Regions from separate parts of the Homo sapiens genome. Here region 2 is linked to region 1. Evidence: read pairs that join two places in POLR2A ChIA-PET (ENCODE). Cell type or tissue: HepG2. All regions are shown on one strand. Links, peaks and the distances in the headings refer to the core of each region. The heading gives the core; the rest is flanking DNA. Region 1 holds the start of FUT5 (fucosyltransferase 5). Region 2 overlaps CATSPERD (catsper channel auxiliary subunit delta).

Evidence for each region. Peaks named below come from ENCODE experiments on the same cell type or tissue, not always from the same donor. Only the 100,000 strongest peaks of a DNase experiment are listed, where the experiment ranks them.
Region 2: POLR2A ChIA-PET joins it to region 1 with 6 read pairs; 4 of 35 experiments call an interaction of 5 or more read pairs at or near these places.

Annotation. Positions count from the first base shown.
Region 1 is chr19:5,868,620-5,872,865 of GRCh38, reverse strand. FUT5 (fucosyltransferase 5) reads left to right here and starts at 2,326. Exons shown (of 2, transcript NM_002034.2): 1 at 2,326-2,401. RefSeq lists an enhancer at 1,574-1,868. In HepG2, for the core only: no CTCF peak of the experiment used is centred there; DNase peaks (open chromatin) are centred at 375, 1,685 and 2,475.
Region 2 is chr19:5,776,929-5,781,372 of GRCh38, reverse strand. It overlaps CATSPERD (catsper channel auxiliary subunit delta), which reads right to left. Exons shown (of 22, transcript NM_152784.4): 22 at 2,639-2,997. The coding sequence ends at 2,697. Among named protein-coding and RNA genes, the nearest start is that of PRR22, 5.6 kb to the left of the region's middle. RefSeq lists a silencer at 463-641. In HepG2, for the core only: no CTCF peak of the experiment used is centred there; no DNase peak of the experiment used is centred there; H3K27me3 peaks cover 679 bases.

The sequences.
Region 1 (4,246 bases), core at 1-4,000:
TAACCTGTGCCTGGCTGGGCGCAGTGGCTCACACCTGTAATCCTAGCACTTTGGGAGGCCGAGGCGGGCGGATCATGAGGTCAGGAGATCAAGAGCATCCTGGCTAACACGGTGAAATCCCGTCTCTACTAAAATACAAAAAATTAGCCGGGCCCTGTAGTCCCAGCTACTCGGGAGGCTGAGGCAGGAGAATGGCGTGAACCCAGGAGGCGGAGCTTGCAGTGAGCCAAGATAGTGCCACTGCACTCCAGCCTGGGCAACAGAGCGAGACTCCGTCTTAAAAATAAAAATTAACCTGTGCCTGAGGCTCTAGAGTCCAATGGTACAAAGCAGTAATTGGTCAAAGTTCAACCTCCCTCCCACTCTGGGCTCGGACTGTGCCCTGAGGGCTTGTGTTTTGAATCTCTTTCCAGAACCTTGGCATGAGCTTGGGACTGGGTGTCTGGATCACTTCATCACACCCAGGTCACCTGCTGCAAGGTTAAGACCAACTTGGCCCAACAGAGAAAGCTGGCAACCCTACATCATTTTAAAACAGCTTCATCGGCTGGGCGTGGTGGCTTATGCCTGTAATCCCAGCACTTTGGGAGGCCAAGGCGGGTGGATCACTTTAGGTCAGGAGTTCGAGACCAGCCTGGCTAACGTGGTGAAACCCCGTCTCTACTAAAAATACAAAAATTAGCTGGGCATTGTGGTGTGTGTCTGTAATCCCAGCTACTTGAGAGGCTAAGGCAGGAGAATCACTTGAACGCAGAGGTGGAGGTTGCAGTGAACTGAGATTGTGCCACTGCACTCCAGCCTGGGCAACAGAGCAAGACTCAGTCTCAAAAATAAATAAACGGTTTCATCAGGATGTAATTCACATACCATACAGTGAGCCAACTTAAGGTGTACAAGTAAATAAGTCAATGGTTTTTGGTGTGTTACCTTTTTTTTTTTTTGAGACGGAGTCTCACTCTGTCGCCCAGGCTGGAGTGCAGTGGTGCTATCTCAGCTCACTGCAAGCTCCGCCTCCCGGGTTCACACCATTCTCCTGCCTCAGCCTCTCAAGTAGCTGGGACTACAGGCGCCCGCCACCACGCCTGGCTAATTTCTTTTTGTATTTTTAGTAGAGGTGGGGTTTCACCATGTTAGTCAGGATGGTCTCAATCTCCTGACCTGGTGATCCGCCCGCCTTGGCCTCCCAAAGTGCTGGGATTACAGGTGTGAGCCACCGCGCCCAGCCACCTTATTTTTAAATTGTAATTCCATATATCCATACATATATGTATAACATAAACTTCACCATTTAGGCTTTTTTTTTTTTTTTATGAGAGAGAGTTTTGCTCTTGTTGCTCACTGCAGCCTCTGCCTCCTGGGTTGAAGTGAGTCTTCTGCCTCAGCCTCTTGAGTAGCTGGGATTACAGGTGTGCACCACCATGCCCAGCTAATTTTTATATTTTTAGTAGAGACGGGGTTTCACCATGTTGGCCAGGCTTGTCTCGAACTCCTGACCTCAGGTGATCCTCCCGCCTCAGCCTCCCAAAGTGCTGGGATGACAGGCGTGAGCCACCGCACCTGGCGCATTTAGGCATTTTTAAGCATACAATTCAGTGGCATCGCGTGCAGTGTTGTGCAACCATCACTCCAGCATCTTTCCAAAACTTTCATCACCCCAAACAGAAACTCTGGACCCGTTAAACAAACATTCTCCCCTCTCCAGCCTCCAGTCACCTCTGTTCTACTTCCTGTCTCTGTGGATCGGCTCGTCCTGGACATTTCCCAGAAATGGGATCACACACTGTGTGGCATTTTGTGTCTGGCTTCTGTCATTGAATGTGATGTCCTCAGCCTTCATCCACGCTGTGGCCTGTGTGGGAGCCTCGCTCCTTTTCTTTTTTTTGAGACAGAGTCTTGCCCTGTTGCCCAGGCTGGAGTGCAGTGGCGCAATCTTGGTTCACTATAAGCTCTGCCTCCCGGGTTCAAGCAATTCTCCTGCCTCAGCCTCCCAAGTAGCTGGGATTACAGGCATGTGCCACCATGCCGGCTCTTTTTTTTATATCTTTAGTAGAGACAGGTTTTCTCTTTTTTTTTGAGACGGAGCCTCACTCTGTCACCCAGGCTGGAGTGCAGTGGCACAATCTCGGCCCACTGCCAGTTCCGCCTCCTGGGTTCACACCATTCTCCTGCCTCAGCTTCCCAAGTAGCTGGGACTACTGGCGCCCACCACCATGCCCAGCTAATTTTTTTGTATTTTCCATAGAGACTGGGTTTCACCGTGTTAGCCAGGATGGTCTTGATCTCCTGACCTCGTGATCTACCTGCCTCGGCCTCCCAAAGTGCTGGGATTACAGACATGAGCCACCTCGCCCAGCCTTTTCATGGCTGAGTGATATTCCATTGTGTGGATGGATCACACTAGGTATATTTGTTCTTCTATTGATGGACATCTGGGTAGTTTCTACCTTTGGGCTGTTTGTTCTGTTGTGAGTCAGGCTGCTGTGACCATGGGTGTACAAGTATCTGTTTGCGTCCTTTTGTTGTTAATTCTTTGGGGCTTCTACCTAGGAGGGAGATTGCTGGTGATGTGATAAGTATCTCTCAGGCTTTTCAAGGAAGCACCAAACTGTTTTCTACCCCGAATGTAATTTACAATTTCCCAGCAATAGGCCAGGCACAGTGGCTCACGGTGACTCCATCTCAAAAAATAATAATAATTTTAAAAAGAAAGAAAGAAAGAAAACTTCCCAGCAACCACATTAAAAAAGAATACCAGGAAATTTAATGTTTTTCTTTTTCTTTTTTTTTTTTTTTTTTTTTGAGATGGAGTTTAGCTTTTGTTGTCCAAGCTGGAGTGCAGTGGCGCAATCTCAGCTCACTGCAACCCCCGCCTCCCGGGTTCAAGCAATTCTGCCTCAGCCTCCCGAGTAGCTGGGATTATAGGCATGTGCCAGCACCTGGCTAATTTTTTGTATTTTTAGTAGAAACAGGGTTTCGCCATGTTAGCCAGGCTGGCCTCGAACTCCTGACCTCAGGTGATCCACCCAATATTGCTGGTATTACAGACGTGAGGCACCACATCCGGCCAATTTAATTTTAATGATATATTTTATTTCACCCAATACATCCAAAGCGTTATTTCAATATGTAATTAATGTAGAAAATCATTAATGAGCTACTTCACATCCTTTCTTTCATACTAAGAAATAACAATCGTATGGAAATTTGACACCATAAGCACCTCTCTTTTTAGGCACTAAATTTTGGGTAGCAATGGTGACATGGTTTCTACCAAAACAATACTGTTGTGTTTGGTGGGAAAAAAAAATTTATTTAGGCCGGGTGTGGTGGCTCACACCTGTAATCCCAGCACTTTGGGAGGCCGAGGCAGGTGGATCATTTGAGGCCAGGAGTTCAAGACCAGTCTGACCAACATAGTGAAACCCTGTCTCTACTAAAAATACAAAAATTAGCCGGGCATGGTGGTACCCACCTGTCATCCCAGCTACTCAGGAGGCTGAGGGACAAGAATCACTTGAATCTGGGAGGCAGAGGTTGCAGTGAGCCAAGTCTCAAAAGTAAATTTAAAAAAAAAAAAAAAAAAAAAAGGCTGGGCATGGTGGCTCACACCTGTAATCCCAGCACTTTGGGAGGCCCAGGCAGGCGGATCACGAGGTCAGATGGAGACTATCCTGGCTAACATGGTGAAACCCCATCTCTACTAAAAACAAAAAAAAATTAGCCGGGCATGGTAGCGGGCACCTGTAGTCCCAGCTACTTGGGAGGCTGAGGCAGGAGAATGGCATGAACCCGGGAGGTGGAGCTTGCAGTGAGCCGAGATCATGCCACTGCACTCTAGCCTGGGCGACAGAGGGAGACTCCGTCTAAAAAAAAAAAAATTAGCTGGGCATGGTGGCGCTTGCCTGTAATCCCAGCTCTTCTGGAGGCTGAGGTGGGAGGATCATTTGAACCTGGGAGGTTGAGGCTTCAGTAAGCTGAGATCATGCTACTGCACTCCAGCCTGGGTGACAGAGGAAGATGCTGTGTTATAAATTTATTATTGTTATTATTTGAGACAGAGTCTCATTCTGTCACCCAGGCTGGCGTTCAGTGGTGTGATCTCCGCTCATTTCAAGTGATTTTCCTGCCTCAGCCTCCCAAGTAGCTGGGATTACAGGCACCACCACCACATCCGGCTAATTTTTGTATTTTTTAGTAGAGACAGAGTCTTGCCATGTTGGCCAGGCTGGTCTTGAACTCCTGACCT
Region 2 (4,444 bases), core at 445-4,444, 92 kb after region 1:
GCAAAAATTATCTGGGTATGGTGGCAGGCGCCTGTAATCCCAGCTACTCAGGAGACTAAGGCACAAGAATTGCTTGAGCCCGGGAGGCAGAGGTTGTAGTGAGCCGAGATCACATCACTGCACTCCACCCTGGGCAATAGAGCAAGACTCCATTTCAAAAAACAAAAACAACTCCGGGTAGTGTCTCGGGGCCATGCAGCTGTGGCCCTCAAGACAGGGTCCCCCTGTCCCAGGGACTGTGCCATGTGCCCTCCTGGCATCTGCAGTGATCCCCATTCATCACTGTTTGACCCGTGGGGACACAGGCTGGGAGAGACTCCAAGTGCACTTTTGTTTTTTTGAGGCAGAGTTTCGCTCTTGTTGCCCAAGCTGGAGTGCAATGGCGTGATCTCGGCTCACTGCAACCTCCGCCTCCCGAGTTCAAGTGACTCTCCTGCCTGCCTCAGCCTCCCGAGTAGCTGGGATTACAGGTGTGCACCACCACACCTGGTTAATTGTATTTTTAGTAGAGACGGGATTTCACCATGTTGGTCAGGCTGGTCTCGATCTCCTAACCTCAGGGGATCCGCCCGCCTCAGCCTACCAAAGTGCTGGGATGACAGGCGTGAGCCACCGCGCCCAGCCCCAAGCCCACTTTTCTCAGCTGCTTTTCAACTCCTTCTCCCCGAAGCCTCATTAGGGGTATCTCTGAAACTAAAACCAGGTATCCCAAGTGTCGGGGAGGTCCTGGCTGATGAGGAAGTGGGGCAAGGACCTGGATCACTTTTCTTGAAGATTAATGTGGAGTGAGGGTCACACAGTGGATGTCTGCAAGGACCCAAGCAGTAGCTTTTTTTTTTCTTTCTGAGACAGGGTCTCGCTACGTTGCCCAGGCTGGAGTATAGCGCCGTGATCATGGCTTACTGCAGCCTCGACCTCCTGGGCTCAAGCGATCCTCCCACCTCAGCCTCCCAAGTAGCTGGAACTACAGGCATGCACCACCACACTCAGCTAATGTCTAAAAAAATTTTTTTGTAGAGATGGGGGGTCTTGCTATGTTGTCCAGGCTGATCTTGAACTCCTGGCCTCAAGTGATCCCCCTGCCCCAGCCTGTTGTAGCTATGTGGGGCAATTTAAAATGATCACAGAATATATATATGTATTTTTTAATATATATATTTTTATATATGTATTTTAATATATATTTATATATGTATTTATATATATGTATTTTTAATATATATATGTATTTATACATATTTTTATATGTATTTTTAATATATATATTTTATATATGTATTTTTTATGTATGTATATTTTATATATATATTTTTTTAACCAAAGAGTAATCGGAAGTCATGAGACTGACCAAATTTTCACTTAAAAGGAGATGGCTGACCCTGGTGCAGTGGTTCACTGAGAATCCCAGCACTTTGGGAGGCTGAGGCAGGAGGATCGCTTGAGCTCAGGAGTTTGAGACCAGCCTGGGCAATATGTCAAAACCCCATCTCTACAAAAAAAAATAGTAAAAAAACAAAATTACCCAGGCATGCTGGCGTGGACTTGTAGTCCCAGCTACTTGGGAGGCTGAGGTGGGAGGATCACTTGAGCCCAGGAGGCAGAAGTTGCAGTAAGCCAAAATCACACCACTGCACTCCAGGACAAAGGAGCAAGAATCTGTCTCCGAAAAAAAAAAAAAAAAAAGGTCGGGGGTGGGGCGGGCACGGTGGCTGACGCCTGTAATCCCAGCACTTTGGAAGGCCGAGGTGGGCAGATCATGAGGTCAGGAGTTTGAGACCAGCCTGGCCAACATGGTGAAACCCTGCCTTTACCAAAAATACAAAAATTAGCCAGGCATGGTGGCAGGCGTCTGTAATCGCAGCTACTCAGGAGGCTTAGGCAGGAGAGTTGCTTGAATCTGGGAGGCAGAGGTTGCAGTGAGCTGAGATCACACCACTGCACTCCGGCCTGGGCAACAGAGTGAGACTCCATCTCACTCAGAGAGATGGCTAACCCTAGAGCACTGGCCCATCCATAATCCCAGTACTTTGAGAGGCTGAGGCAGGAGGATCGCTTGAGTCCAGGAGTTCGAGACCAACTTGGGCAACAAAGTGAGACCCTGTCTCTACAAAAACTAAAAGTAAAATTAGCCATGTGTGGTGGTGGTTCCTGTAGTCCCAGCTACTCAGGAGGCTGAGGAGGGAGGATCACTTAAGCCTGGGAGTTTGAGGCTGCAGTGAGCTGTGATCACACCACCGCACTCTCAGCCTGGGCAACACAATGAGACCACACTGATACTTAAAAAAAAAAAAAAAAAAAAAAAAAAAAAAAGCCAGGCATGGTGGCTCATGCCTGCAATCCCAGCACTTTGGGAGGCCGAGCTGGGCGGATCACGAAGGTCAGGAGATCGAGACCATCCTGGCTAACACGATGAAACCCTGTCTCTACTAAAAATGCAAAAAAATTAGCTGGGCGTGGTGGCGGGCGCCTGTAGTCCCAGCTACTTGGGAGGCTGAGGCAGGAGAATGGCATGAACCTGAGAGGCGAAGGTTGCAGTGAGCCGAGATCGCGTCACTGCACTCCAGCCTGGGCGACAGAGCGAGACTCCGTTTCAAAAACAAACAAAAAACAAAAAAAATGGTGAATACATACTGCTTCCTGCTATGTTACATTATACTTTATTTGAAGACAAGGGGTTGGGACCCTGTGGACCGGCCTCAGTGGTCAGACCTGCCTCCGTGAGGAGTGCGGTGGCGTCCCGGGGGCTCTGTGCCTGCCCTGGCTGTGGCTGAGGCCCTGAACTGGCAGACCGTCTTGCATCTCCTACACAGCTGTGTCGCACACTTCTTGATCCTGCGGCCGCGTGCTGTGCGTAGCAGCTTGGGGGTCTTGTAGGCCAGCCAAACGGACCCCAGGATGCTGGAGATGATCAGTAGGATGACGACTCCAGCAGAGACCAGCTGCACGGGGAATGCTCCATACACGTAGATGCTAAAGATGGTCTCCAGTTGACAGTAGCTGCGGTGGGGGGAGGCGGGGAGAGGCTGTTGGGCATTGCCTTTGGGGGACTTCGCCTTATCTCTGGCAAAGGTGTTCAGACCCACAGGAGGGAGAACCAGGCCCACAGCAGTGACCGGGTATACCCACTTCTGTTTCCATCCACTATGCCTTTTTTTTTTTTTTTTTGAGTCGGAGTCCCTCTCTTGTCACCCAGGCTGGAGTGCAGTGGCACGATCTCGGCTCATTGCAACCTCCGCCTCCTGAATTCAAGCAATTCTCCTGCCTCAGCCTCCCAAGTATCTGGGATTACAGGCACCTGCCAACCATGCCTGGCTAATTTTTGTATTTTTGGTAGAGATGGGGTTTCACCTCGGCCAGGCTGGTCTCGAACTCCTGACCTCAAGTGATCCGCCCGCCTCTGCCTCCCAAAATGCTGGGATTACAGGTGTGAGCCACTGCACCTGGCCCACTTTGACTTTTATGGGTTTTTGTTTTGTTTTGTTTTGTTTGTTTTTTGAAACGGTGGAATCTGGCTCTATTACCCAGGCTGGAGTGCAGTGGTGCAATCTCGGCCCACTACAATCTCTGCCTCCCGGGTTCAAGCGATTCTCCTGCCTCAGCCTCCCGAGTAGCTGGGATTACAGGCGCCCACCATCACACCTGGCTAATTTTTAGTAGAGACGGAGCTTCTCCATGTTGGCCAGGCTTGTCTCGAACTCCTGACTTCAAGTGATCCACCTGTCCTGGCCTCCCAAAGTGTTGGGATTACAGGCGTAAGCTATTGTGCCAGGCCGACTTTTATGGGTTCTGAGTCAGCCATCCTCTCCATGCCCTCTGGCAGCTGTCACCAGGATCCCTATTCTCCCCCAATGCCCAGGCTCTGGCTAGAGAGGGCGGAAGGGGCAAATTAACTAAATGGTCCATCAACAACTAGGAAGTGGTGGGTGACAGTGGAGGCTAGGTCAGGGCAGGAAAGGTTCAGGGGTGTCACAGAATCCACGGCAGGGAGGGGGACAGTGCAGGTCACGTGATGCAGGGAGCACCTGTGGCACGGGAGAGTCCCACACATGTCTCCTCTCTCTGGTGGACATCCTCACCCTACCCAGTGCCTTCCACCTGCTGCCACCCCGGAGCTGATCCTCCTAGTCTGGGGCCTCTAGAGAAGGCAGGACCTCCACGTGTTTTTTTTTCAGGGGGTGAACTTTCATCCTACTGGAGAGGACAGGTGATAAGTGACAATGACTTCCAGTAGGGGTGAGGATATGAGGAAGATTTCCACCTGGTGTCCCCCTTCCAAAGGGACACACTGATCCACATGGCATGGCTTCGATGTGGCTTTATAATCTCCTCAGCACCTGTCAGTGCTAAATATTTAACAACTGGCTCTCAGAGGGGAAAGGCCTCCTGGGTAGTGTCTGCCAATTCCCGTAGTGTAAATATTTCCACTGTGGCTGATTCGAAGCCA